Linked DNA regions of Homo sapiens: region 2 is linked to region 1. A link is an interaction called in ENCODE POLR2A ChIA-PET data of the cell type or tissue named here. Cell type or tissue: Panc1. All regions are shown on one strand. Each heading gives the region's core, and the rest is flanking DNA. Links, peaks and the distances in the headings are about the cores only.

Region 1 (14,652 bases), core at 6,566-9,065:
AGGCAGGAGAGCTGCTTGAACCCAGGAGGTGGAGGTTGCAGTGAGCTAAGATCGGGCCACTGCACTCCAGCCTGGCCAACACAGCAAGACTCCATCTCAAAAAAAAAAAAAAAGGAAGAGAAGACACAAAATGGCCTTTGTTAGACCTTAGAGCCAGTGGCTTTTCAGGACCTTTCCTTCTCAGAAAGGAGCAGGGAAGAGTTACAGCTTTCCTCTTAGACTCAGTCACAGTCCCCAAATGCAGAATGCAAAGAGAGTTTCTTTTTTTTTTTTTTTGAGACAGAGTCTCGCTCTGTTGCCCAGGCTGGAGTGCAATGGCACGATCTCGGCTCACTGCAAGCTCCGCCTCCCAAGTTCAAACGATTCTCCTGTCTCAGCCTCCCGAGCAGCAGGGACTACAGGCGCACGCCACCACGCTTGGCTAATTTTGTATTTTTAGTAGAGACGGAGTTTCGCCTTGTTGGCCAGGCTGGTCTCAAACTCCTGACCTCAGGTGATCCTCCTGCCTTGGCCTCCCAAAGTGCTGGGATTACAGGCGTCAGCCACTGTGCCCAGCCCCAAAGAGTTTCTGAAAGCAAAAGTGTCACCCCAGGAGAGGCAATTTTCTACATTCCATTTTTACAGAATCCTCTCCATTGAAGATAAAATATGAACTAAATGAGAGGTATACACAACACTTCAACAGAAGCCTGGTAGTTCCTAACACATAAGCTTCCCATCTTCTTGAAAAAACAAAACTAAACCCTGCAGTGATCATTAAGTCGTTTTATCTCCCACAAATTTATAGCCCACTTGTAAAGAAACAGAGTTAAGCTGAGTTAAGCTGTAGCCTCTGTGCTTTGTGGCCCTGGCTTTCCTTTGCTTGGCTGACAGCATTTGCAGGAGGGTTGCCGAAAAACCACCAGCAAAAGCCAGTTGGGCCAGTGCTTGCAGCTTCTTTAATTCACCACAATTTGGGAAGTATGTGGATGCTGCTGGGGAGGACAGACTCAGATTAGAGTTCAACAGGAGAACGTTCTGCTGAAACTGGAGTTTTATCTCCTTCCAGCTGAGTGTGTCAGAAGGAGACTATGAATGACTATGAATGCCCAAGCCAGGCATGAGGTGGTACCTCATCTCAAAGGTGAGCTTCGCTGCTACCCAGCCTCAGGTGCCAGAGGAGCATCTGCCCAGCCATCCTTCATAGGTGGCCTGGAAAGGCAGTCTGGTCTGGGGTTGAGACTTAAGCCCAGGCTCGGCACTCACACTCTGCTCCAAATTCTCAGTCTGCCAACTCTGGCCATGTGTATGTTTCAATACCAGCTGCTTCGTCACTTGCCAGGAACAGTCTACTCCTCCAGCTATTATGTTATGGCGTCTGGCAGGCAGGGCCAGATGACTTTTCACCCTGCCCTTTCCTCTAGGGGTTTGGAATGGGCTCACAGCTCAAAATATCATGCCAAAATTGTCGAGGCGGTTTGTCCCATGAGATGTGCTCAGCACAGCCAGGCTCACCACACAGGCGTACTCCCACCCACTAATGTTAGCTTGCAGCCTCTCTGCAGCCGCTCCTGGCAAGAGGTTAACCCCAAAGCCCTAGATTCCACAAGGAAGGGAATGCATTCCCCACGGGTGCCAGATGGCTCCACTTCGCATCCTATACAATATTGCAACACGGAGAGCCACCCCCATTGGGAGGCTGAGGCTACAGGACGAGAAGAAGCATTAGAGGGTAGTGGCACATTCCAACAAATCCAGGCCAGATGTACGTGAACTCTATGAGCCCGTGTGTAAAAACACAGGTACCTACCATTAATCTACCTTAAGAATAGTCTTATCATCATTTAAGTGATGATGGTAATATTAATGATAGTAGCAATAAAAACAGTAACCTCTGGTACCTCAGTGCTTACTGCATGCCAGGTGGGCACTTTGCTAAGCTTTTCACACGTTATTTTTTACATAACTCTCTGTGGTGGACCCTAGCATTATACACATCTTTCAGGCAAGAAACTTAGGGTGGCTAAGGAACTTGCTCGAGGGTAAAGAGTCTAATAGCAGAGCCGTGAGTTAGACGCAGCCACCTGCCTCCAAAGTGCTGTCTGACCTCGTTTTTCAGGACAGGAACCCTCAGACTCACCTGATAGCTAGTTGTGTTGAATTATGTAGCAAACACGTATGCAGCGCCTAAGGTGCCTCATGCAAGGTATCAGGTGCTGGGTAACCAAGAGCCATGCCCTGCAAATCTAACATTCTCCAAGAAACAAGATCATAGCTTATTCTCTTAGCCAGAGGCCAAGACCAGCTCTCTATCAAAATGGCCACAAACATATCCATGCAAACATTTCTAGAAAGACAACCTAGGATCATGATGTCCAACTTCCTGATCCTACAGGGTACATAGCGAGCAGACAGGAGCCCGTGAACAGCTGACTCCTCACGTGTGTGCTGGGCCCTGGGCTGGGAGTCAACAAACCACATCTGTCACTCACCTGCCCCACATCAACCTACCTACCTACCCACCTAACCATTTACCCCAAACCTCTTTCTAGCAGAGGAGCGTGTACCCAGCGTGTCCTGAAAGCCCATCTCAGCTCTTCCCCGGTGAGAGAGCCCTCGGCTTCTCCTTCCAAGTGCCTGGCTTGGGTGCACATTTGCTGGGTGGCTGCTGAGCTGGCTGTGGGGATGGAGTTGCCCAGAAGCCCCCCTGCAGCTCAGGGACCTTGTCCACGAAGTCTCCACTGCAAGCTGACTTTGTGTCGGGTGTGCCGTGTCTCATCTCATCTTCTCCCCACTGTAACCCTCCTTTACCCCCAGGAGACATTGTCAGCCCCATTTACCTGCAAAGAAGCTGAGGCTTGGGGCAGTCCTAATAGCACCCAGCATCACCCCTCCAGTGGGAGCCAGGATTTAAACTCCGGCCGCCTACCAACCCTAGCCTCCAGCTTGATCTCATCCTCAGCCTCATTTCTCCTCCCTCCTACTCCCAGGGCCCTCCCCGTCCCCTGGGGCCACTTCAGAGCCCCGCTCTTCTCCCACCGAGTGTACTCCTGGCCTGAAAACTGAGTGCTGACCCAAATCCACTGTGCATTGGGGTCCTTGCTAGGCGCACCCTGCCCTCTCTCGGGACATAGACTCCCTTCCCCTGAGTTTCTTCTTCTTTCTTCTTTTCTCCTCCTTCTCCTCCTCCAACTCTTCTTCTTTTTCTTCTTCCTCCTTTTCTTTGAGACAGTACCTCACTCTGTCACCCAGGCTGTACCCAGGAGTACAGTGGTATGACCTTGGCTCACTGCAGCCTCGACCTCCTGGGCTCAAGCGATCCTCCCACCTCAGCCTCCTGAATAGCTGGGACCACAGGCATGTACCACCACACCACGCTAATTTTTCTTTTTCTTTTTGTAGAGATGGAGTCTCACTATGTTGCCCAAGCTGGTCTCTAACTCCTGGGCTCAAGCAATCCTCCCACCTCAGCCTCTCAAAGTGCTGAGATTATAGGCATGAGCCACCGTGCCCAGCAACCAGGCAAGTTTTTATTCCTAAACACCCTCGGCCAGGCTTGCAAAAGGAAAGGGCATTAAGAGCATCAGTAACTAGACCTGTTCCAGTGCCTTCCCTGGAAAAAGAAACACTTTCACAGTCTACATCTGAGTCATCAGGCTGCTAAAATATTTAACACTGGACTAACAGGCATTAAGAAAGCAGAGAAGAAAGAAGGGGCTGAGATGCTGTAAGCTGGGGCCTGTTCCTCATCCTGCCAGGTTTTCGGGACAAGAACAGTGCAGAGACATCAGTGGAAAAACCACATGTCTGCCCATTTGGGCTCCCTCCCAGTCTGGTGAGGGGCAGTCTTTTTTTTTTTTTTTTTGAGACGGAGTTTTGCTCTGTCGCCCAGGCTGGAGTGCAATGGCGCGATCTCAGTTCACTGCAACCTCTGCCTCCTGGGTTCAGGTGATTCTCCCACCTCAGCCTCCTGTGTAGCTGGGATTATAGGCATGCACCACCCTGCCCAGCGAATTTTGTATTTTTAGTAGAGACAGGGTTTTACCATGTTGGTCAGGCTGGTCTTGAGCTCCTGACCTCAGATGATCCACCAGCCTCGGCCTCCCAAAGTGCTGGGATTATAGGCGTGAGCCACCGCGCCTGGCCGGTAAGGGGCACTCTTGTAGGTGTGGCCACCGGGGGGTTTGTGGGCAGGGAGGGTTTGCCACAAGCGCTGCTGTCAGGAGCCAGTTCATGGGGCCATCCAGGGCTTCTTACAATGCCAGCTCAGATACGGGTGCGCAGGCCTGGATGTGAGGTCACATAGGTGAAGCCAAGCCCCCAGGTGCAATGGGAGGCCTCCTTGGGTGCAGGAAAGACACCTCCTGCTGATCCGCATTACTGGGCAGATGTGCCACGAACACACCTCAGCCTCCATTCTAGAGACACAACCACTTGGTCTCCCCACTTACAGAGCCAGCCAGCGGGAGGAAGGGGCGCCTAATACTCACCGAGCACCAGCAGGTGCTTGAGAAATGTCCAGGGCCTCACACACAGAGCCTCACCACACCCACTGGCTCTGATGGCAAGGATTAGCCTCTGACGTAATGCAAAGACACAGTGGCTTCCAGTTGGGTTGTCCTGTGTGGAAGCCACAGCCCCATGTGGGTATTTCACTATAAATTTCAATTAGTTGAAATTAAACAAAATTAACAATTTGGTTCCTTAGTGGCACCAGCCTCATTTCAAGTGCTCGCTAGCAGCCTGTGGCCAGCAGCGACTGTATTGGAGAGTGGAGACACAGGACATTCCCACCACTGAAGAACCGTCGGTGGACAGCGTTGCTGTAGGGAACAGGGCGCCTCCCCAGGACTCCACCTGGCTAGTAAGAGAATGATCAGCGTTCTGAACGTAGATCTGATGTCTGAAAAGCCTTGAGGTTCTAGTTCTAGTTCCAACTCTTATTAGCTTTTTGACCTTGACCAAGCCATGTCACCATTGGGAGCCTCCATTTCCTCATCTGGAAAAGGGGTACACAAACAGCACCCACCTACAGGTTGAGGTGAGAAAGAACCACGATGCTGCAGTGTGGAAGTACATTGGCCCAGAGTGGGGAATAAATGAAAGGAACTTATACAGAGCACTTGTGGCAGGTGCTCTCAATAAAGTGGCTCATTTAATTTTAACAGCGCTGTAAGGGAGTACTATTTGCTCCATTTTACGGGTGAGTCAAATGCCCCGCAAGGCGATGGCCCCAGGATCACAGAGCTAGAACCTGAGCCCTGTCAACTCTTGAGGCCTGTGCTTGTCACACCCTAGACCTCAGAATCATATGGTCTTTTCTCAAAAGCCTAGAAGCAGAATTGGGGTGGCTGGCATTGGTGAAAGGAAGATCCCCATCCCCCTCCTAAGGAGGGTCCCCAGTTCAGCACAGGCATCTGGGGGGAAACTTGCCATCAGGGGCCAAAACCCAGGTCTGTCTCTGCAGCTAGTTAGCCCCCTAGTCCTGTCCCCATTCTGAGACTCAGTTTCCTCCTCCATAAAGTGGTGGGGGGGAGCTCAATAAGAATGCCCCCACATTTCCTTGCAGCTCTCACCAGCTAGAGTGTAAAATATTCATCTCTCAAACATTGCTGCTGAAACAAAACCCAAACCCAGGTCAAACACAGTGGCTTCTACCGGTGGCCATAATGAGAAGTTCTCAGAGAGGAGCAAGTCAGCTTGGAGACATTCAATTTGGGAAATCATCACCTTGATCTGAATGAAACTGGCCCTTGACTTTGAAGTGGCAGTGAGCGGCTCTTCCATGCTGTGGGTTCAAGTGCAGCATGAACAGGGGACAAGCGGCAGAGAGGCTCCCAAGCTCTGGAGAGCCAGAAGCCAAGGTGGTGGCATGCCTGTCCCAGCCACCTGAAGACAGTGAATCCAGCCCCTGCCACCAAGGAGGCAGCCGCCCTTTGTGCAGATGCTTCATGAACCCACTTTCAAAGGGATTTAGAGGGTCGGGCATGGTGGCTCATGCCTATAATAATCCCAGTGCTTTAGGAGGCCAAGGTGGGAGGATTGTTTGAGGCTGGGAGTTCGAGACCAGCCTGGACAACATAGTGAGACGCCATCTCTACAAAAAAGTTGAAAATTAGCTAGGTGTAGTGGCGCGCACCTGCAGTCTCAGCTACTTGGGAGGCACGGAGGCTGGAGAGTTGCTTGACCCCAGGAATTGGAGGTTAGAGTGAGCTATAATCTCACCAAGTCACTCCATCCTAAGAGACAAAACAAGACCTTATCTCTAAAATAAATAAATAAAGATACTTGAAGCTTTTCCAAATGACAGATTCACCTCTCAGGAAATTCATTTTACTTATGAAACACAGATGCTTCATTTTACTTATGAAACACATAAAGGCTGCATTTCCAAAGGCTCCTTGACTTTGGTATATGATTGTTTATAGTGACTGAAGCTATTGATAAGAACACAATTTGTAAAGGCTTTAGTTTCCTAAGTACTTTTGATTCTGTGATCTCATTTCACATAAGGAGCTCCTTGTGGGCCAAGCAGGGTTCGTGGAGCCCCCAGCTTGACAGACAGAAACAGGCTCAGAGACGTGGAAGGGCTGGAGACAGACGCTCATCCAGTTTCTGCGTCTACAGATTCCTGCAGGGTCTGTTACCATTTCATTTGGAGATCTTGGGCATTGCCTCCTTTTGCTTAATTTCCAGGATGGTTTCGAAGAAATACATTTCAAATTACAAGAGTAGTTACCATTGTAATCATACATTTACCATATACCAGGCATTATCCCAGGAGCTTTGGAAACATTCCAATTTTATCCTAACCCCAATCCTAAAAGAGAGATGTTATCTTCCCATTTTATAGAGAGAGAAACTGAGGATGGAAAAGTTAAGCAGCTTATCCAAGGTAACGAAGCCAATAAGAGGCCAATGAGATGTGAATGCATCTGTCTAACTTAACTGCCTCCCATCTGAGAAGAGTATTGCTGTAAGTGACATTACCAAGTGTCGATTTCCTATGTCATATAAAATCGGGGGTGAGGTCTGTTGTCCTGGCTTTATCTGCTAAGAGAACCATGCTTCAATGTTGTTTTCTCTTTTCCTTAATTTATACAGTTGTAGCCATCCTCTAAAAGCTTATTCTTAAACTTGAAAACATGGTGTCACAGCTGGTAATTTTAGAACGGAGTGGAGGGAAAAGGAAGAAACAGAGACCAAATGGGAAGGAGGCATGGGAGGACAAGAGAGAAGCGGCTCCAGTGAGGCTTTCAGGTCCAGCCAGGGCTTCCTTAATGGGAGGCCAGCTGTCCTCTCTGTCCTCCCTCCCTCCACTTTTCAATCCAATTGCCCTTCCCCATTCAGCCTAGGTTTACACAAAGACCCTAAGCATCTGGGAACAATTTGATCCTCTTAAAATCCACTAATACTTGAAAATACCTTTCCAACCATTTCCCTAAATGGAAAAAAAAAAAAAAGAGAGAGACAAAGAGAGAACGACTCCTTTTAAACACATATTCAGCAACGACAAGCTTGGTGATATCCAAGATTAATCCAGAACGACACATCTGAACATTAGTGCTATGTAACCAAAATGCCAAATTCTAGACCTTCCACTAACAGGGAAGATAGTTGTATATGTACGTAGGTGAAATTGATTCAAGCACCTTCTGCAGAACAACCTGAAACTAACATGAGGCTGTCTCTGAGTCCCAGGCTCTTCCACAGGGAGGATCATACAATGTACAGAAATGCACAGCCACTCTCTGTACATTTCATTCTATACATTTCTATGCATTGTGAGTTCCTGCTTCTCAGAGTGAGAAGAGTGCCTGTTTCTCAGAGTGGGGGACACACAGACCCCCATGGGTGTGAGGTGTGGCTGGAGGTAGGCAAAGCCACAGGATATCCATGCCACATCCATTAGCAATGCCAATTTGACTTCATAAGATGGACAATAAAGCAGTAAACAAATTTATGCTACCTTCATGTACATGTGTATGAGATGGGTTATCAAACTATCCTGTCATCAAAATAGAAAAAGACACATTTCTTAGATATTGAATCTTATATGTGATATCAGCCCTATTCAAATTGGCAGAATCTTCAAAATTCAATCCACAGAAGCATGTCACCTGATAACTAGCAAGATAATAGAAAACTTGGTTTTGCTTTGCTTTGCTCTTCTGGAGGTAACTTGAAACAGTGTTTTGATGGTGAAATACAATATAATATGGTACACAAAGATACTCAAAGTGTTACAGTGAAACACAATCTCAAAATTTTTAACTTGTAGCAGATCACTCTGGGCTGTGCAGTAGGGGGTAAAAAAGAATTCACTCTCCTCAGCCATTGAAATATTTTAGCAGAGAAAGAATTCAACGCTGGAAAAGAAAGACAGCCAGGTTGAAGTTTCAACCTCAGGAGAACAGACTGAGATCCCAAAACCATCTCCACCCTGAAGAGAGATATAATCGTGCAGGTCACTGCACCAGAAATGCCCATCACAAAACAACAGGGAATCTAACACCCACTGGGCACCAGAATGGGCACGCTCCAGCGCTTGAATCAAGGATCTCATTTAACCCTCATGGCAATTCTTTGAGGCAGGTACAATTGGTGTCATCCCCATTCTACAGATGAACAAACTGAGGTTAGGTATGTAATTAGTAAGGAGCAGAGCTGGGGTGTGAATTCAGAGACCTGTCCCTGAAATTCATCGCCACCACAGCTCCTGGCAGTGTTCACCGAAGTCTGGTCACCCAGCCTCCCCAAGACCGCTGCTGATTTTCACCTTCAAAGGCAACACCTGCCCCTCCTAGGAAGTACAGCCCCTGGCCTGGCAGGACTTCCTCCGAGACCAGCCCAGGTCCACGTGCACGGCTTCCTCATGGTGGATGGGTTCACAAGCAAGAAGTTCAGAGCCTCTGCCTCAAGAGAAAGAAGCATTCCCAACCTGCCAGGCTGGATGAGAGAGTCCAATCCGAATTTTTTCCAGAAACCCTCAACCAATGTTAGGAAGCCTTTTCCCCAAGAGCCTAAAGCACAGGGAAGGCCAACTCTTTATGACCCCATTTCCTTCAAAGACCAGGGAAAAGCAGCTTCTAGGGGCAAGTGATCCAAATAGAATGTGACCCAGGTATTCAAAAGCCACATATGTCATTTTTTAAATTTAGGGAGCCACATTGAAAAAACAGAAAAAAGAAATAAGTGAAGTTGATTTTAGTAATACATTTTAACCCAATAGATCCAAAATATTATTATTTTGCATATAATTAACATTATATTCAAAATGACTAGTGATGTATTTTCTTTTTTTTTCATACTAAATTTTCAACATTGGGTGTGTATTTTACACTTACAGCACATCTCCATCCACACGTAGCCAGGGGCTGCTATGCTAGACCGAGCAGCTCTAGAGAGTACAAAAGTCTCAGCAGGAGCAAAGTGAATAGGAACACCATCAGAACCTAAATTTCCATTGCTGTTAAAACCATAATCAGTCATGCAATTTCAGCCATGAAGATCTGTTTGTAGGCTGAGTATGGTGGCTCATGCCTGTAATCACAGCACTTTGGGAGGCAGAAGCAGGAAGATTGCTTGAGCCCAGAGTTCAAGACTAGGCTGAGCACCATGGTGAAACCCCATCTCTACAAAAAATTAAAAATAAGCTGAGCATGGTGGTGCACACCTGTAGTCCCAGCTACTAGGGAGGCTGAAGTGGGAGGATCCTGGGGTGGTCGAGGCTGCATTGAGCAGAGATTGTGCCACTGCAGTCCAGCCTGGGTGACAGAGTGAGACCCTGTCTAAAAATAAATAAATACATGAATAAATAAATAATTTTTTAAGGATTTGTTTTTAAAGAGTTTTGACAGCACTAAAAACACTAAAGAGTGCTTTGATGGCACTAAAAATCTGCTAAAATGAAAATATACTAAAATACGCAATAATAATTGGTAGGTATTGTGGTTGTGAATTTTTCTCTGTCTACTTTTCTTTCTTTTTTTTTTTTCTTTTTTTTTTTTTTTTGAGATAGAGTCTCACTCTGTCACCCAGGCTGGAGTGCAGTGGCGCAATCTCGGCTCACTGCAAGCTCCACCTCCCGGGTTCACGCCATTCTCCTGCCTCAGCCTCCCGAGTAGCTGGGACTACAGGCGCCCGCCACCACACCCAGCTAATTTTTTGTATTTTTTAGTACAGACGGGGTTTCACCGTGTTAGCCAGGATGGTCTCGATCTCCTGACCTTGTGATCTGCCTGCCTCGGTCTCCCAAAGTGCTGGGATTACAGGTGTGAGCCACCACACCTGCCCCTTCTGTATCTACTTTTCCATACCTCACAAGTATTCTGGAAAAAACTATAATTTATAATACTAATTTATAAATTTTAATTTTACAATTTAAAGTGATTAAAACAACAAGTCATGAAATATTTATTGTACTACTATACATCTGGCCCTGCCTTCTCCAAGAAGGTGCTAACATGTTTAAGGACTCTGAAAAAGAAGGCACTGATATGGTCATTTTTGGGGTGGGGAAGACTTTTCCAAGCTAGACAGATATTTCTCCTGCCCCTTAACTGGGAATATAAAAAATACATAACAGCAAAGGCTGCAGGAAATTGTATCCTAAGTCAGTAGCAAAAAAGGGTGTCCAATGCAGATTAAACTTGCATCTGTTTGGCCAGCACATGCCCACATCCACATTGGCTCAGAGCTATGGGAGTCACTACTGCCAGGCGGCAGAGGCAGCTGGGTGTCAGTGGAAGTGTTCAGACTCGAAAAACAGGTGATCGTGCATTCTTTCTGAATGTGCAAAATATGAATCAGATCATTTATAAAATGCCTGCAGCTGTTTGGTAGGGTACACAGGTACTAATTTAAAGTCTGATTCCACCCTACTCATACACACAAGTGTTGTATGCATGTATATGTGTGCACACACAGCACCAGAACAGCCAAAGGCCTAGGGAGGCGGAAAGCTTGTTCACTGTGTGTCTGTGTACGTGCACAATATCACCATTTCCCCAAAAGGATGAAACCTTGAGCAGCAGCTTCTGCATAACACTAGGTGGCATTTCATGTAGAAAAGAACAGGCAGGCACACTGCAAGTGTGAAGGTCACTGTTCGTGGTTACATTTACCCTCCTTGAATCTCGAGATCTCCTGGAGTGTGACCGCTGTTGGTGAGCCATTCCTGCTTCGGAGACTAAATCAGCATTGAACCCATTTGCATCAAGATGTAATGAACTAGATGAATGGGTGCCTAGAGATGATGCGGCGGGTGTGGGGGCTGGGGTATGATATCTAGGGGCTGTAGGGTTTCTTTCTGTGGGGATGAAAATAACCTGAAATTGATTGTAGCCATGGTTACACACTGTGAATATACTACAAGCCACTGAATTGTATGAGTGAATTATGTGGTATATGAATTGCATCTCAATAAAGATTCTTTTCTTTTTTTGAGACAGGGTCTCTGTCACCCAGGGTGGAGTGCAGTGGCACAAACACGGCTCACTGCAACCTTCACCTCCTGGGCTCAAACGATCGATCCTCCCAACTCAGACTTCCAAGTAACTGGGACTACAGACACGTGCCACTGTGCCCGGCTAATCTTTGTATTTTTTCTAAAGATGGGGTTTCACCATGTGGCTGGTCTCAAACTCCTGGGCTCAAGTGATCTTCCTGCCTCGACCTCCCAAAGTGTTGGGATTACAGGCATGAGCCACCGCACCCAGACTGACTTTTTAAATTTAAGGTAATAAACTCAAGTATGAAAGCAACTCATTCAATCCCTTTTCCAACAATGGAGCTTTTAGTCATCCCAGGTACTGCTGTACCTGTACATAAAACGGGAATGGCCATTTGCTTCTTTCTTATGTAGGAACTCATGCTGTATAAGGACTACTCTCCTTTCCAAAACATCCAGTGTGTCTGTATCTAAGGAAGGCATCATGGCCTTCCAAAGACCAATATCTTTCGCTGACCTTTCTGTTCCTTCCGCACCTCTGGTCTCATCTGAAGTGACTTTATCCATGACTCTTGGAGCATCCTTCTTAGGAACCGAAGGTAACATGGATGGGCCAGGCCTGGGGCTCTCTCTGGGATAATAAAAGAAAGCAATTAATAGGATAATGTAGATAGTAAGGCATTTCTCCTCATGTCCTATTGAAAAAGCAGATTTCTCAATTAAAGTTTTAAGTGGCTACTACAAAAAAAAAAATCCCTAGGAAAAAGGGCCCCCTGACTAAATAAATCCAGATTCAAAAGCAGATGTATCTGGACTCCAGAAAAATATATGACTGACTATAACCTATCACTTAATAGTACACAGCCAGCCAGTAAACAGTTGATACTTTTCCAGTGGTTTAAGTTAGATGAATTAAGGAACACAAGAAAAAGAACATAGTCAACAGCTCCCAGCCTCCAACCATGGTTCTCACATTTTTCAGAGCCTCAGGACATCCAGAGGGGGTAAGCAGGTTCATTTAGCAATTAGATATGGAAAACTCAGCTTTTAGAAAACCACTCACCTATGCGACTGACTTCTAAAAATCAGGCTGGGAATCACCTTTGAAACTGACCACACATTCCCGTGGGAATTTTTTCATTTAAGTACCTGTCAGTGTGGAGCTCTTCTGGAGCCAAATGTTGCAGCTTCGGGTCGTGAGTTTCGTCAGGCTCTGGAGGTGAGGAGACGCACACCTTCCCATCCCCAGCTGGAATGGGGCGCTCAGGCCCTGGCTGCTCCTTAGCCTGCTGGGGCCTGGCTGGGCTGTCCCCATGAAGGGCAGCTGTACCCTCCATCCCCGGAGCCTTGTCAGAGCAGGCTGGGTCCTGACAGCTTCCTGGCAGCACCAAGTCACCTGCCACAACGGAGAATGTCCTCGTAGTACCTGCTTCAGGCAGATCACCGGACGCACATGCCTGTGTCTCAGCTGTGCTCAGGGTGATGTCACCCTCTGCTTCCCCAGCAGCGCCTGCCACCTTGCCAGGCTCCAGGGGAGTGTCTGCCACTTCTCCAGTTGGTGGTGCAGGGGTGCTCTGGTTGCCCAGGGCATTTCGCATTTCCAAGATGCCAGCAGTGACTCCGGGTCTCCTTTCACCCCCAAGCGTGTCAAGGGTCCAGGGCTCACTGTTGGCCTCAGGCACAGTCAAAACCTCCCTCTGAGGAGAAGGGGCACACGTGGACCTTGGCACATGTCCTGGAACCCCTGTGTGAGCAAAGTCCCCGGGACCATCTTCTCCATGTGGACTGTCGCAGGCAGATGTTTCCTGGTGCTGCTTTCCAGAAGGAATTCTGTCTTGGGCCACGGCCTCTTCTCCATGGCTATGGGGAGCCACCTGGAAGGCAGCAGCTCTCTCCACAGGGAGCTCCTGAGTAGCTGCTGGTGAAGGAAGACCTGAAGCTAATTCCTGCCTGCTCCTCTCCAGCTGTGAGTAAGCCTGGCCTTCCAGGCCTGGCCAGGCTGCCCCAGGCCCCTCTGGCCTCTCGTCTTCCCTCAGTGTGGGTGGGACACCTGCCATCTCCTTCCCCACACCGGCACCTGGCAAGTTCCGCTCCCAGGTCAGCCCTGCTGGACCCAGAAGCTTGTCTGAAGCTGGATCTTGCAGAGCCAGATGGGAAATCTCAGCCTCTCCAGCCAACTGTTGCTTCTTCTCCACCTGGAGTCGAGCAGGAGGTGCAGGGAGAAGGGTGACATCCACTCCTGGAGGCCCATCTAGAAGCTTCTCTGGGCCCAATGGCCTGGTGAGGTCTTTACCCACTGCACTCCTCCCAGCTCCTGCCTTTTCTCCAGGTGTGGCCAGGGCTCCGAGCACAGGCTTCTCGAAGATCTTGGCGATGTGCTCCCTGAAGTCTGGGAAGCCAGTGAGGGTGGCGATTTGCTCAGAGCTTGTGTCCACACCACCTGATGTGCCCTGCTTTGGGTCCTGGGAAGGCTCTCCCATCCTCTCCATGCTGCCCTCTGTCTCTCCTGCTGCATCACCTGCCATGCCCTCCCCACTGGCCTTGGCACCTGCACCTGGAGCTGTTGCTGCTTTCTCTTCCCCTGTTGCCTGCTTGCCCTTGGCCAGAAGTGGCATCCGGTCCAGGCATGGCATGGAGTCCACTGGTCCCTCAGTGGTTCTGGCTTTGGGACTACCACTGCTGGCTTGCACTGCAGGGATTTCCCCACCTGCAGCTCCTGGTTGCAACAGGGGGGCGAGGGAGCCAGCAAACAGCTTCAAGGAGGCAGCATTTTCCAAGGCAAGTGGGGGCTCCCCTACAGGACAGGGGCTTTCGCCAGGAGCTCTGGGGTCTGCAGAGGAAACAGCTTTCACTCCACTGTCTTCTGCTCCTCTCTGGGCAGCACTGTCGACATGCAGGTAAGGGGTGTCAGGAGCAGCCACTTCTGGTGGCCCAGACAGCAGGAGCTCCTTTGGGTCTGGGACAGCCTGGTGTGTAGAAAAATCCATGGTGCTCCTGGGAATCCCACCCAGCTCTCTGGCTGGCAGCAAGGCATCCTGGCAGCTGGCCATGGGGTGCTCAGCTTGGCAGGACTCACGTAGGGCAGAGGTAGAAGCTTCCTCCCCGGAGGTAAGGCAGTGCTCAGTCTGAAGGAGGCCACAACTCAAAGTAGCTTCTCCAGGTTTCTCCGGAGCCTGCTGCTTTCCTGGGTCTCCTGCACCAGCGCTGCCACCAGTCTCAGC
Region 2 (14,652 bases), core at 5,749-8,248, 56 kb before region 1:
ACTACCTTTATAAACTGTGTTTAAGATCATAGGTGAAAATCGAGAGGGTGGCCCACAGCAGACACGTGGCCAAATAAAATCTCAGTCTCCAAAGTTCAGGCTCCTACTTATAAATAAAGCCCAGTTCCATTCTAAACCTGGGAAGAAAGAGCCAACACCCTCACCTAAGCCAGGTGACTGTATCTGTCTAGGATCAAAAACATAACCAATGTTATCCATCTTTCTTCTCCGGAAACTATTTCCAAGAAGAACAGAAAATTCAGTAAGCACCACAAAAACGTTCTGGTTCTTGTTTAAAGAGGTTTGATGTCGCATTTGCTTTGAATGTTGATGTGTTAATCCACGGAGTTCCTCTAAGGTTTAAAGTCACTGGTTCTAGAGGCTACTTTGTACTAGGAATAAAAGGCCTTTTAAGGAAAACATTTGGGTGTAAACAGAGATGGCGTCTCCCAGCTGCCAAAATCAACAGCAAAGCTGGTTTCTGAGGCCGGACTGGAGAGGCAGGTTGAGAAGGGCGGATCTGCGCCTCTGTGGTGGGAGGGGCTCCCCTCAGTGGCCCGGTGGTGGAGATGCTTCCGAGACGAAAGCACAGAAAGCAAATGCAGAACTTCCCTGCCTCTCCGTCCTTCCCTCATTTTGAACAGAGACAGCAGCTACCTGTGACTGCCCTGGGGTGAATGTGCAGCATCTGGGGTAAATTTCTTCCCACGCCTGCCCGCAGCAGTCGAGACAGAAGCTGGCACAGGGCTGCCCTTCTTGTGAGCCAGGCAGCAAAAACCAGGCGCTGAGGCTCAGAACTGCTGACTCAAGCCTCCATGAAGGAACAGAAATCCAGAAAGCCGGGCCAGAAATAGCATCCGTGAGCATCTATTGATAGCATAAAGTCCGTGGGCAGAGTAAGTGAATGAGCGTGTCAGCGTGGGTGGGTGCGCGCCTGCATGCGTGTTTGCAAGTCCTAAAAATATTTCCCTCTTTCCATAACCAGCCGAGAGGCCCTGTCTGTATAATTCCCTCTACACCCTGCCTAACTGTGGCCAGCTGCAATTAATATACAATTGTGTCTGAGGATAAGAGATTAGTTTTCCTAAATTCTCAGATCTTCAGCAGTTGATGTGTACATGGGAAGAAAATCTTCCCGTGACAACAGACTGACCAAATTCCTGCTTCATCTTTGCTGAGCTTAAGGAATCGTTGTGAGAGAGAGCTGGACACAGGCATGACAAGGTTTCCTAACAGCCTGCAGAGGCTATTAGGCATCAGTTTGGCAAAAACTAAATGCATGGCATATTTACATATTTTTCTGCGTATCTTTAAACTATTACTCCAGGAAGACATGAAGGATTGCTACTTTGCATAAGCATTTCCCCTGTGCAGTGACTGCCTGCCTCGGAATCTACCTGTGCCTACGATCTTAAGACCAGTTTATACACACACCCATGCCCCAGTATGGGACGGCTCCTTTGTCCGAGCAGCAGCAAGTTTGGCTCCAAGAGGGAGCCTGGCCCGGCATCAGGCCCTTGGAAGCCCTCAATAACTATGAGCATATGAATGGAGAAATGGGTAGACAGAGCTGTACTTGCGGACACAGACGAGAAAGGCAGACATCCAAACTGTTTCCAGCTGAGGCCAGGGCTGAAGGCAACTCAAGGAGGTCCTCCCTAGGACGAGCCCTTCCAGGGCTGCAAAGAGACCCCAGGTACCACATGCAGAGCCCAGAGCCGGTCCCCAGTCTCCCTGACCTCAACAATCTCCCTAGTGGCAGATCTTGTTTATTTTTGTGATTGGGGGCCCGGAGGGAGGAAGACAGGTTGGTTGCTCAGCAGTAAGGTTTGAATTAAACTCTCTTCCTCAGACACCTAAGTCAAAAAGATGAATAGAAAGCAAGGGACATTTTTCACTCACTGGCATCCTTAAGCTGACCCTGAGAAGTTATTAGTCCTCTGTGCTTCCGTTTTCTCATCTGTGCAATGAAAATAATAACAGTTCCTCTTCCATAACATCGAGGGTGCAAGGTTTAAATGAGATAATATGTGAAAAAGCCCGAGGCACTGCAGTGCAAGGCATACAGCAAGTGCTCAATACATGTTTAGCTGTGGCTGCTGCTGTGGCTGTTTTGTGAAAAAACAAGAAATCACTTTGGCCTGAGGAGGACTTGGTGTCCCTGCTTCACTGCCTCTCACAACACCTCTGGGACTCGAAACCCGAGGTCTGCAATCAGGCAGCAGAGTTAGAAGCTGGAAGGCTTCCTGGAGGAGTCCACAGATATGAGATGACCCAACCCAAATGGTTCCCACCACAGCTTTGGCCTCAGAGCTTGGGGCCTCGGCCAGTGTTCTGACTTTGCTGGGCTTCAGTTGTCCCATCTATAAAATGGGCACAACAAAAATATCTCCCTGACAGGACTGTTATGCACATTAAGTGAGATGAAATACATATCGGGCCAGGCGCTATGGCTTATGCCTATAATCCCAGCACTTTGGGAGGCGAGAGGATCACCTGATGTCAGGAGTTTGAGACCAGCCAGGCCAACATGGTGAAACTCTGTCTTTACTAAAAATACAAAACTTAGCCGGGCGTGGTGACCTATGCCTGTAATCCCATCTACTCAAGATGCTGAGGCAGGACAATTGCCTGAACCTGGGAGGCGGAGGCTGCAGTGAGCCGAGATCACACCACTGCACTGCAGCCTGGGAGACAGAGCAAGTGAGACTCCGTCTCAAAAAAAAAAGAAAGAAAGAAATATATATCAAAAGCATTGCTCTCAGTGCCTGGTACATAGAAAGTACTCAGTAAAGGCCAGATGTTATCACAAGAGGAAGAAAACTAGAGCCACTCTGTGATGCTCCAGGGAGAACCTGAAACCTAATCCCAGTCAGAGCCTATTATGTTGCTCTCCACCCTTTTCTCCACAAGGTCCCAGTTCCCACCCTGAGTCCTGCCAAACAGTGCTGCAACAGTCAGCGTTCTGGCCACAGAGAGTGAGGATGCAGGATGGCTCGGCCCATTTCCCCAACTACGTCAGTCTGGACAGATGTCTCAGGCTGTGTTGGCAGAGGCACTGCTGGTACCACGTGCCAACCTCGGGACAAGCTGCCTCCTCTTGGAAATGAAGCAGGGACGATGCACCAGGGAATCATGTCATCAAGTCAGCCGTGTCAACACGCGTTTATGGAATGGAATGGAATAGAGTATCACTGCAGCCCACCAAGTAAGGGAAGGTCCGTGCCAATCGTGGACACATATGGGGTTAGTACATGTGTACTGGCCACAATGTTAAGCTTCTCCCTGTGGTTTGAGCAGAGCCGCTCTGGCCAGACTGCAGGTCCTCCGACCTGGGAGACTTCCCCCTTTCATTTGTGTTTGCTTATTTCTTTTTGTTGTTGTTGTTGGATCTTCCATCCCTCTTTAAGAAATCATTCTGATTTTATTCATTGGCTTTCAGCTCCATTATCTAAACCCAAGAAAGGCAGGCAGGACCCTGTAATTCTTTCTGCAAAGCCAGGAAATGATGCTCAGCAAGACGGTATTTAGACAGAGATGGGAGCAGGGACACCAAGGTGGGGCACAAGGTGGGCAAGTCATCCTCAAAGAGCCACCATCCTTTGCCTCTTAGCCCAGGAGAACACTCCAAGGTCTCCATGTTTGGTGGAGCCACATGGGGAATTATACCCTTCTGGCCCTGGGCCCCAGCCTTGGGCAGTAAGGGGAGGAAATGCTGGTGCCAAGCCCCAGGCCCTGGGCAACTTCTCCCAGCGAGCCCCTGCCCAGAGTCACAGTCCAGCCTGGGAGTAGTCACCTCCGCAGTGTCACCCTCAGACATACTGTGGCCCACGTTGCAGGGTCACCACTGTATCCCAGCACCTGCCTTCAGCCTTGCACAGAGCAAATGCTCAATCAACGTTGGTGAATGGATGAATGCAAGGCACAAAGACAGACCCAGGTCCCCTCCATCCCCACGGCCACTGCTTTAGTTCAGGCCACCACTGTCTCCCACTTGGACCACAGGAACAACTTCCACATGGCCCTCTGACCTCTGGCCTCTCCTCCACCCACCCTCCTCCTCGCCACCAGAGATATTTCCCCAAACTAAATTCCATCCTGACTCTCCCCTGCTTGAAAAGAGAAGACATGTTTCTTTGCACTTCTTTGGCACCAGCAAACTCCCCAGTCTGGCTGCAGGCCCCTCTAAATCTGAGGACCATGGCCACCTTGGCTGCTCACCCTGCTGCTCTGTCTGAGACCGCCGTACCTCCCTCTAGTCCCTCCAGTTCCTCTCTGACCTGCTGCCTGAATCTGCTGGGCCTCGCCACACCCCAAGCTTTGGCACATTTGGTTCCTCTTCCCTGAAGCACTTTTGCCCTTCTTTACCCTCAGCAAACACCTAGCCATGCTGCAAAACTCAGTGGTGATGCCGCCTCCTCTGGGAAGCCTTCCCAACTTCTCCAGGCAGAGTCAGGTGCTCCCTTCTCTTGAGTCTTTTGTTCTCAGCTCTATTGGAGAGTTTATCAGGTTGTACTATGTTAAGTTTATCATGTTGTATTTTTCTGTTTCCAGAACAGCTGTCTCTGTCTGCCTCCTTTTCCCCATCACTGCTGGGAGTTGGAGTGGGGGGAATGTGAATTCAATGCCTCCTACTTGTCAAACACTGAGCTACATTCTTCATGTACATTTACTACTCACAATAACCCCCAAGAGGTGGGTACTACTAGCCCTATCTTAAAGATGGGTAAACCAAGGCTCAGAGTAGTCAAGTAACTCATGCCATGTCACACAGCTGGTAAATAGGCCTGTCTTTCCAACTTCATGCTCCTTCCCCTGCGCCACCTTCCGAATAGTCCGTGGCATAGAATCAACCGGGATGTATCTGCCGAGAGGCTGGCTGGCAGGATCAAAAAATGCAAACAAAGCAGAAGAAAGGACCCAGGAACGCTGCATGACTCCACCTAGACTCCAGCGCTCAGCAGGTCCTTCTCCTGACAGCGAAGTATTAAAGAAACTGGCTCATCAACACGGCGAGGCACTCGGGCATGGTGGGGTCCTGAGCCGCACATGCTCGTACCATATCCCATCCTACCCCACCTCCCTGGGCCCTGCCTCCCTTGGTTTGGGGGTCTATTTCTCCACCACCTTTGGGGCACTCTGTGACCAGCCGTCTCCTGGCCACCCCTCTTTCTGCACCTCCACTGGGTCTGAGGGCTGGAGAGCACGCATTTGGCTTGGAAGGAACGCAGCCTCCCGCAGGGCAAGCACCTAAAACCATCAAGTGGAAGCCGAGGGCCGTCCCTGGGCAGCCGTGCTCGGGGAGGAGGGTGGGCTCCTGGCCTCAGCTGCCCCTATTCAGGGCAAGAAGGGCCCCCACACTGCCCTGGAACCTTCCACCCACCAGTGCTGTGCTGAGCACGTCCAGCCACGCCCTCACAGATGCCTGCCCATATGTTCCTCCCTGAGCCCCATTTCAGGGCGGGATCCCCTTCCCAGCTGCTCTAGGGGCCGTGGGACTGCCGCCCAGATGGCGTCACAAGCTGAAGCTTTGCAGCTTCTCCCAGCTGTGCCCCCAGAGTAGGGCCAGGGAGCCCCGCTGCTGCCGGCTCTCCTTCCCCTCCCCTCCCAGAAGGAGGAAAAGAACTGCAGACCTGGGCCCACGGAACTGAGGGAGCCACCATCTAACTGACGCCCTCTGCTCCTGCTCCTCAGGCTGAAGCCAGCGGGACAGCCCAGCACCCACTCCGCGGCAGCTCACATTTCGGAGACTGAGCGGGAACCAGGGGACCCATCAATGCCTCCGCGCGTCTCACCGGCCGGTGACGTGGCTCAGCGTAGTTATGCTCAGTCTGCCCCGGACCCAGTGGGCCTCAGAGGCAAGAGAACAATGGAAACTTGACCTGCGTAACCAAGGAATGATGCCACGAGAGCCCAGTTTGGTCAGCGCAGAGTCTAATCCCCGGAGACCCTCAGCCCAACAACCCAGCCCCTTTCCCTAGTGAGGCAGAGAGGCTCATCTGCACCCCGCCTACAAGGCAAAGTGCCGCGCTGGGGAGCGGACTGGCGAACTGGCTCCAGAGCGAAGATGCATCATGTTTTCCAAAGGGCTGACTTCTCTAACTCGGGTGGAGGGAATGGGGAGGTTTCTGCCCTTCCCCTCCTGCGCAGGAAAAACTCTGGAGTCTTGGAGAAGTGTTGACAGAGGGAAGGGAGCAATTTGGGGCAGCTGCCCAGGGCGGGTGGGGCCGGGAGTGTGGGGGCACCTCACAGGAAAGCCTGAAGAGCCAACGCCACAGCCGCCACAGTCTGCAGCTCAGGGTAGCATTTCTCAAGGGGTGTCTCCTGGGCCTCCTGCCCAGCACCGGGGATCCGGCTTCCTCCTCCCTGCAAGAAGCTCAGCTGCTTCTCCCATCCCGTTTCTCCCGCGTCTATCCAGACAGCCCTTGGCCAGGTTTCCAAGTCACCAATTCCTAGGGGACAGCTGTCCGCAGCAGGGAGTGAGAGGCCAACTCTGAACAGAGATGATGCTTGCGTGGGCTCACACCCACACCCACTCAGCTCATGTCCAACACACCAGGCTCTTTGCCACAAGCTCTCAGAGGTCAGCTGTGGCTGCCTTGGTGAGGTGAGGGCTTTCAGCTTGTATTCCTGGAAATTCTTATTATCAGACCCCTCGCCTGGCTTCAGCCTCGTACAGCTCTCCAAAGAGCTGACAGCTCTGGAAAAGTCAGGGTGACCTGCTGACCCCACAAAGCCTCAGGAGGGCTACGATGGAGGGGAAAGGAAGGCCCATCAGAAGCGTGGTGACTGCAGCAATGGTCTCCCTCCCAGGCAGGGATAGGAGGCAGAGACTTGAAGCTCTCTCTCCTTCCCAGAACCTCACTTTTCTCCCTCTCAAAGTCACATCTGTTCTCCCCAAGGCCTACGGCCTAATGATTACCAATGAGAGTGGGGGGAGGGGAGTGTGAAAACTCCTGGAGAAAAGCCATTTGCACTGGAAACGTGGGATTGTGTCATCGTTTCCACAGCAGCCGCAAGAAGCAGGAAGAGGCAGCAGGAAGTCACCCAGCATGTTTGCAAGAACAGAGCATCTGTCAATTCTGTAATAAGATGTGCCCTGGGCTTTCTTTGTCAATACACCAGGTCTCACTGCCTCGCTGCTCCCCTCCAAACCCAAAGAGAGAAGACAAAGCCACAGATATGGCGGGCACTGCAGCTGCCTGCGCATAACACCCAGAAGGCACGCTGGCTCCAACAGGCGATGCCTGGCTGGTGGCAGGAACCCATGGAAGACGTATTTCCAAAATCAAGAGTCCATCCAGGACCTCAAATTCTGGCCCAGGGCTGGGCATGGTGGCTCACGCCTGTAATCCCAGCACTTTGGGAGGCTGAGGCGGTCGGATCACCTGAGGTCAGGAGTTCGAGACCAGCCTGGTCGACATGGTGAAACCCCATCTCTACTAAAAATACAAAAATTAGCCAGGCATGGTGGCGGGTGCCTATAATCCCAGCTACTAGGGAGGCTGAGGCAGGAGAACTGCTTAAACCCGGGAGGCGGAAGTTGCAGTGAGAAGAGATCACGCCATTGCACTCCAGCCTGGGCTATGAGAGCGAAACTCTGCCTAAAAAAAAAAAAAAAAAAAAAAAATTCTGGCTCAGCCTGGGTGAATAACGACTTCCATTTCAGTGAAATCAAATGTTCAACCTTACATTTTCGAAACTTGCTTTGAAAACCTCCAGGAACTCATCCAAAGGGAAAAAACACGGTTGATTGGATCCCTGGATCCAGGCCATGGCCGCATGGTTGAAAGCAGCTGTGGAGAGAGTCGAGGTGGAGAGTGCACTGAAGGTGATGGAACCACAGCTGTCAGGGAGCCCCAGGAAATGGGGGCCTCAATCCTAAAACCACTCCTGTCTTGGCAGGCAGCTGGCCAGGTCTTTAACAATGCAGATCCGATCGTATCACTGTACTGCCTGGGGGCTTCTGGACACTCTTAAAAGAAAGCCCAAGGAGCCCATGACCAAAGCTGCTACAATTGGAGCAATGAAATAACGTAGTATTGGGTTATAACCCAAAGAATAAAATGAATATCCAGGAGTCCATGCAGATATAAATACATGATTGAATCAATTAATAAATGAAGGAGAACAGAAAAATCTCCTGTGCAGAAAAACTCTAAATAATTTCTGTAGATGTTCCACCCTAACAGAGGAGGAGCACAACTCTCCACCCCTTAAATGTGCACACAGTGACTTCCTTCCACAGACGACAGTACTGAAATGGGGGAAAAAAAGGAACTTGGCGGGGCGCAGTGGCTCATGCCTGTAATCCCAGCACTGTGAGAGGTCAAGGCGGACGGGTCACTTGAGGTCAGGAGTTTGAGACCAGCCTGGCCAACATGGTGAAACCTTGACTCCACTAAAAATACAAAAATTAGCCAGGCGTAGTGGCGGGAGCCTGTAATCCCAGCTACTCAGGAGGTTGAGGCAGGAGAATCGCTTGAGCTTCTGGGGTGGAGGTTGCAGTGAGTGGAGATGGCACCACTGCACTCCAGCCTGGGTGACAGAGTGAGACTCTGTCTCAAAAAAAAAAAGTAACTTTACAGTGGAGACAGTCAACAAACATGACCTCAGCCAAGCAACTGAGGTCAATGTCAGCAGTGATATGTCATGTCGATGGTATGTACCCTTGATAGGATGTGATGAAAATGACACTTGATCTCTGTTCTTCCTCCCAGAACCCACAGGCCCAGTCCAATCATGAGAAAAGCATCAGACAAATTCCAATAGTGGGGCATCCTACTAAATACCCAACCAGAACTCCTTAGAACTGTCAAGGTCATCAGAAACAAGACAAGTCTAAGAAGAAACAGCCACAGCCAAGAGGCACCTACAGAAACAAAATGGAAATGTGGTTTCCTGGATGGGATCCTGGAACAGAAAAAGGACATTAGGGAAAAACTAAGAAAACGTGAATCAACTATTGTATTAGTTCATTTTCTGTTGCTTATAGCAGAATACCTGAAACTAGATAACTTATAAAGAAAAGTAGTTGTTTTCTTACAGTTATGGAGTCTGAGAAGTCAAAGGTCAAGGGGCAGCATCTGGTGAGGGCCTTCTTGCTGGTGGGGACTCTGCAGAGTACAGAGGTGGTTCAGGGTATCCTATAACGAGGGGGCTGAGTAAGCTAGCTCGGGTCTTTCTTCCTCTTCTTATAAAGCCACCAGTCCCACTCCCATGATATCCCAGCAATCCATTAATTCATGAATGGATTAACCCATTCATGAGTGCAGAGCCACATAACCCAATCACCTCTTAAAGGCCTCACCTCTCAATACTGCCAGATTGGGGGTTAAGTTTCAGCATGAATTTTGGAGGCAACAAATACTCAAACCACAGCAACTATAGACTTTAGTTATTATAATAAAGATGTATCAATATATTGATAACTTTTTTTTTTTGAGATGGACCTCAGGGTCCATGCACATGCTGTTTCTCCCCAACAATATCTATTCTCTTCTGTATCTTCAGCAACCTCCGGCCCAGCCCACACATAAACCCACTCAGCCTAAGCTCTCAGTCGATTCCCTGGGAAGCCATCCTCAGCTACCCAGACTAAGTGAGGTTGTGGGTCGCATCCATCCAGGGTGCTGCACTTCTCCCCTAGTAACTCATTGCTCCATGTCTATCTGCCAGCACTGGATGCTCCTTGAGGGCAGGACGGTGCCTGTCTTCCAGACCTCTGTGTCCTGTCCCTAGCACAGTGATTGGCCCAGAGTAATCCCAAGTTCATGTTGCTGAATGGCTCAGATGTGTAAATGAATGAGATTCAGAAGCAACCCACACAGAGTGGGCTCCAGGGCTAAAGGTGAGATCACCCAGTGTGCCTTCTATGACAGGTTGAGAGCCGTGAGCCCATCTGACCTCAGGAAAGAAAGACATAGAGCAAATGGGTACCACTTGTGTCTGCTGGTGCCAGGAGGCACCAGAGATGCTCTCTGACCCTAACACTGCATCAGCAAAAGGTCTGAAGGTTGAAATTTTTATTTTAGATTTCATCAAAAATCTACTCTAGCCCTTGGATAAGTTCTTTTAAAAAAAATGAGGTATAACTTACATACCAAAAAATAGTAAAATTCACTCTTTTTAAGTATATAGTTCCACAAATTTTACAGAACATTTCCATCACCCCCCACAAAGATCTCTTCATGCTCATTTGTAGTCAATACAAATCCCAGCCCCCAGTGCCCACTGATCTGTTTTCCATTCCTTATTGTTTTGCCTTTCCCAGAATCTCATCTAGACTGAATCATGTAGAATGTAGTCTTTTGAGTCCAGTCTTTCTCACTTAGCCTAATGCATTTGCGATTCATCAATTTAGTTGCATGAATCAATAGCTTGTTCCTTTTTATGGGTGAGTAATATTCCTTGGCATAGATATACCACAATTTGTTGATCCTTTCACCAGTGGATAGATATCTGGGTTGTTTCAAATTTGGGGCAATTATGAAGAATACATGCATACAAGTTTTTAGGTAGACATATATTTTCATCGTTCATAGGTAAATATCTAAAAATGGGATTGCTGGGTCATATTGTGGATTTATGTTTACCTTTATAAGAAACTGAAGGGCAGAATATTTGAGAAGAGTAATTGTATTTCTTTCTCCAACACATTTTGGTTGTGCACCTACTATGTCCAAGGCAAACCAAGGGTGTTTCCCCAAACAGCTGGGGATGTTCCTGCTCCCCAACCTCTGCTTGTGCTATCTCACCAGCAGAAAAGCAGACCTCCCATACATTTCCTTGTCCTTGGGCCAAGAATTATGGCAGACCAGGCACTGCGGTGGATCCAAGAGGGGTGGAACAAATGTTCCTGCTCTGCCAACAACAATCTGAAGGATGGAAAGTCCCTCTGGGACTCAGGACCAACAGAGCTGCAGGTAGATGCCAGGAGATACAGGACAGAGAAGAGTTTAATGGTCTAGGTGGCATCATCCAGATAAGGCAGACTCTGGTCCAGCTCTGGGCCCACCCTACTGTTACCCGGTATTCTAGAATATCATCTGCATGTGGTGATGTTCCCTTCCTCTGATTTCTCTACTACTTCCCGACACTCTGGTTTGGCAGCTGGTTGTCTACGCTTTGGGCACCCCTTATATTCTTGCCCTCTACCATGGCTTAGCTTTCAGCACTGTGTGCTTCCCAGCCAGCAGGAGCTCCCTGAGGACCGAGGCCTGCCGTTCTCAGCACACCCAGATGCATTTGGCTCTCTACAAAATACTGTCCAAGAATGCTCTTTAGGAGGCTTTAATGATTTATAATCAAAACCAACTGCTTGCATGGAAACAGGAGTTCCAAATACTTGCTCTAATCATTAACTTTATGTGTCAACTTGGCTGGCCCATTGAACCCAGATATTTGATCCAACCTGTCTCAATTTCACTGTGGAGATATTTTTTACATGAGATTAATATTGAAATCAGTAGATTTTGAGTAAAGCTGATTACCTCCTATAATGTGGGTGGACCTCATCCCATCAGTTGAAGGCCTTAAAGGAAAAGGATTGACCTTCCCCAAGGAAAAGGGAATTCTGCCAGCAGATGGCCTTGGGGCTCTGCTACAACAACTCTTCCCTACTCTCCAGCCTGCCCTGCATTATTTCAGACTTGCTAGCCCCCACAATCACATGAGCCAATCCCTTAAAATAAATCCCTCTCTCTGCATATATATATACATATAAATACATACACATATAGATCATCCATCCATCTATCCATCCTATTGGCTCTGTTTCTGTGCAGAACCCTAACGCACTCGCCCACACCATGCTTCCCACTGTGACATGAGGAGCAGGTGGGCAAGGGTAAACCTGAGATCGGCTATGGCCCAAAGGGTCAGAGACATGGTCTCACGGGGCCAAATGGTCACCACCTTGTTACCATCCTAAATGCGGCTCACCCCAAGACCTAGGGGGCAGAGACCACCAGGCCCCTGCTCTCCGGGGGCAGGTGCTGTGGAGGGGGACTTGCGCAATACCTGCTGAGGTCCTTGGCCGGATCTGGGCAGGAGGGAGTGGAAGCTTCTACTCTGTCACCAGCTGGGGCAGATGGCGAAACTATGTGTTCTGCAGCCGAGGGAGGAAGACCCGCATGGGCAGCAGCTGGGGAGATGCTGGGGACACAATGAGGGAATTATTCCACATGGTGCTGGGCTCATTAATGGCACATTCATCAGGCCCCATTCACCCCACCCAACCCACCCGCCCACACATGGAATGGACTCTTTAAACCCCAGCACTTGGCTCCCCGGCTTCCCCATCCAGGCCTCCACTTCTGCACAGCAGGGCCTGTGGCTGCAACGAAGTGGCTCCCAGGCCAGGCCCTTAAGCTCCTCCCTCCTTAAGCTTCTGTAGAACCGGGTTTCTTTAACAGAGGCAGCTCAGGTGTCCAGGACACGCTATGTGAGTTTTCTCGTTTGATTTTTGTTTAGAGGAGAGGATTTTTTTTATGATGATTTCTATTCGTTTGTGATAGGCAATGAAACTCTACAAGGTGAGAACTAAAATACAACTTTACAAATTCCCCAGGCTTTGCCCGCAAATCCCAAGGCTGAGAAAAATCCAGGGGAAAAGGATGATGGGAAATTCGGGAACCTGCCCCGGGACCAGTTGGGCCACCCGTGTCCTGGGGGAGGAATGAGTTTCAGAGACGGAGTGTGGCCCTCGAGTAGGGAACGAGTGCCCCCTGCTGGACAGCCAGGGAACCACAGCGTGCGGGGCCTCCGGGGGTAGCACTGGAGACCACTCCCCACAAAAGCCAAAAGGCACAGGCTTGCAGTGCAGAAGAGGTTCTGATTTTCCCCACTGGCAAAAAGCAAGGCTAGCAACGGCCTCCACAGACTAAAGCCTGGGAACAGCTTTCAGGGTGGTACCCTCCCAGCCTCTCCAGCCATCCCTGCTCTGGTCCACAGTGGGACTGGCCAGGCTGAAGGTGTCTTGGGGTAGCCAGGCTGGAATACAAGACTCAGCACAGACGGCCTGAAACCCAGCCTGAGGTGGTAGCTGGGGTTTGTGGCGTCACAGCCCTTGCAGTGAGGGATCACTGCTTCCCTCTGCGGGTAAACACCTCCAGGGAGCTCCCAGATTGCAGGAGTCCAGGGTGCGTGGGCCTCTGGGCTGCTATGTCTGCTCACTCCATCTCTTCGAGGTCCACCTGACAGGCTAGCACCCTGGTCTGAAGGGCAGCTGCCATAGGCACCCACACTGTACACTGGACAGAGGACTCAGTCTTGCCCATAAGTCTGGTCACAGCTTAGCAGATTCTGCAGGTCCAGCAGGCACTTCCCAGCCCCTCACCGTCCTGGCCTCAGAGCTCCACGAGGACAGGGGCCACATCTGCCACATCCACCGCAGGATCGCAACCCTGGGCCAGGCCGCCCACAGCAGGCAGAGGGGATACCGCCAAGTGTCCAACTGGCTGCAACCAAGTGTGGGAGCAGAGCCAGGGCTGGAACCCATGCTGCCTGCTCCCTCGGGGCTCCACAGAGGAAAACAGAGCCCAAGAAATAACGACCTAGGAAAGCCCAGAGCAGACCAATCCACGGGGGAACAAAAATTACAAGTGCTTGGAGGAAACCCAGCAAAACAGCAAAGTGGATTCACAGATGGAGTGACTGGCCTCCTTTGTCAAACTATTATTTGCAACAATTTGGGCAGTGGCTAAAATTAATCATTTTGTAAAAGAATGACTCAAAATGAATAATGCAAACTACCAGAGGCATTTAAGCTCCTTAAGAGAGCTATTTTGCACTTTGGAGGCTGACATGTACTCATAATCGGCAAATGGACCACTTACAAACGCAAACTACTAGTCTAACTTCGCTTTCTCAAGAAATTACACTGCTGTGCTCCCCCCTCCACCACACACATCCCACCAAGATTTTACTTAGTTTAATGCAAATTGTGGAAAGGTGGTATTGTTTGTGGTTCTGTGATTTAAGGGTACTGTTTATCAAACTGCAAGGAAGGATCTCTGTCTTAGAAAACAGTGGCGGGTGGGGGGGAGATGCTACCTTAGATCTGTGGCCCGCTGCTAATCACAACAAAGCCAGCTCTGTGACAGCTGACAGCCCTGGGATCTGATGCAGATGCCCAAGGCTACACCTGCCCCATCTCTGAGAACACCCTGGGGCAGCACAACCAAGGCTCACTCACCAAGCTCCCCCGCCTGCCCTTAACACCCACAGCTGCTCCTGTTCCTGAGGGGCCACCTGGCTGCTCCCTCCTCCCTTCCTTCTGTTGGTCCCAACTGCCATGGCCACACCCTTCCTGCGCTGGCTGGGTCCCGTTAGCCAAAGGCATCAAACAAGTGTGACTCAACAGCTCATTTAAGAAAGGCGCCCCCCTCCTTCCACCGCCTGTTGGCTCATACCCAGGGGCCGAGGAGGTCAGGCTCCCACGAGGAAACACTCAGTGACTCACCATCCAAGCCCAAGCGCTAACACATGGGCCCCCACAGACACCTCCTGGGCCCAACAGAACTTCTCCTCTTCCCTCCTGACCCTCCTCCTCCTCCCCCAATTTTCCCAGCAAGGTAGTGGCACCATCAGCCCGCCAGGCCCTGGCACTGACTTCCAGTTCTCTCATTCCCATGCCCCTCATCACCCCTT

What was found. ChIA-PET counts read pairs that join two places held together with the same protein. Peaks named below come from ENCODE experiments on the same cell type or tissue, not always from the same donor. Only the 100,000 strongest peaks of a DNase experiment are listed, where the experiment ranks them.
Region 2: POLR2A ChIA-PET joins it to region 1 with 5 read pairs; 3 of 35 experiments call an interaction of 5 or more read pairs at or near these places.

The regions. Positions count from the first base shown.
Region 1 is chr10:122,085,888-122,100,539 of GRCh38, reverse strand. TACC2 (transforming acidic coiled-coil containing protein 2) reads right to left here. Exons shown (of 23, transcript NM_206862.4): 4 at 12,581-14,652; 5 at 11,949-12,062. Among named protein-coding and RNA genes, the nearest start is that of TACC2, 100 kb to the right of the region's middle. RefSeq lists an enhancer at 14,573-14,652. In Panc1, for the core only: no CTCF peak of the experiment used is centred there; no DNase peak of the experiment used is centred there; H3K27ac peaks cover 2,315 bases.
Region 2 is chr10:122,141,076-122,155,727 of GRCh38, reverse strand. TACC2 (transforming acidic coiled-coil containing protein 2) reads right to left here. Exons shown (of 23, transcript NM_206862.4): 7 at 12,022-12,156. LOC124902518 (a long non-coding RNA gene) reads left to right here. Exons shown (of 2, transcript XR_007062323.1): 1 at 1-3,208; 2 at 8,721-9,424. Among named protein-coding and RNA genes, the nearest start is that of BTBD16, 120 kb to the left of the region's middle. RefSeq lists enhancers at 380-674, 153-1,124, 14,260-14,554, 14,280-14,574. In Panc1, for the core only: no CTCF peak of the experiment used is centred there; no DNase peak of the experiment used is centred there.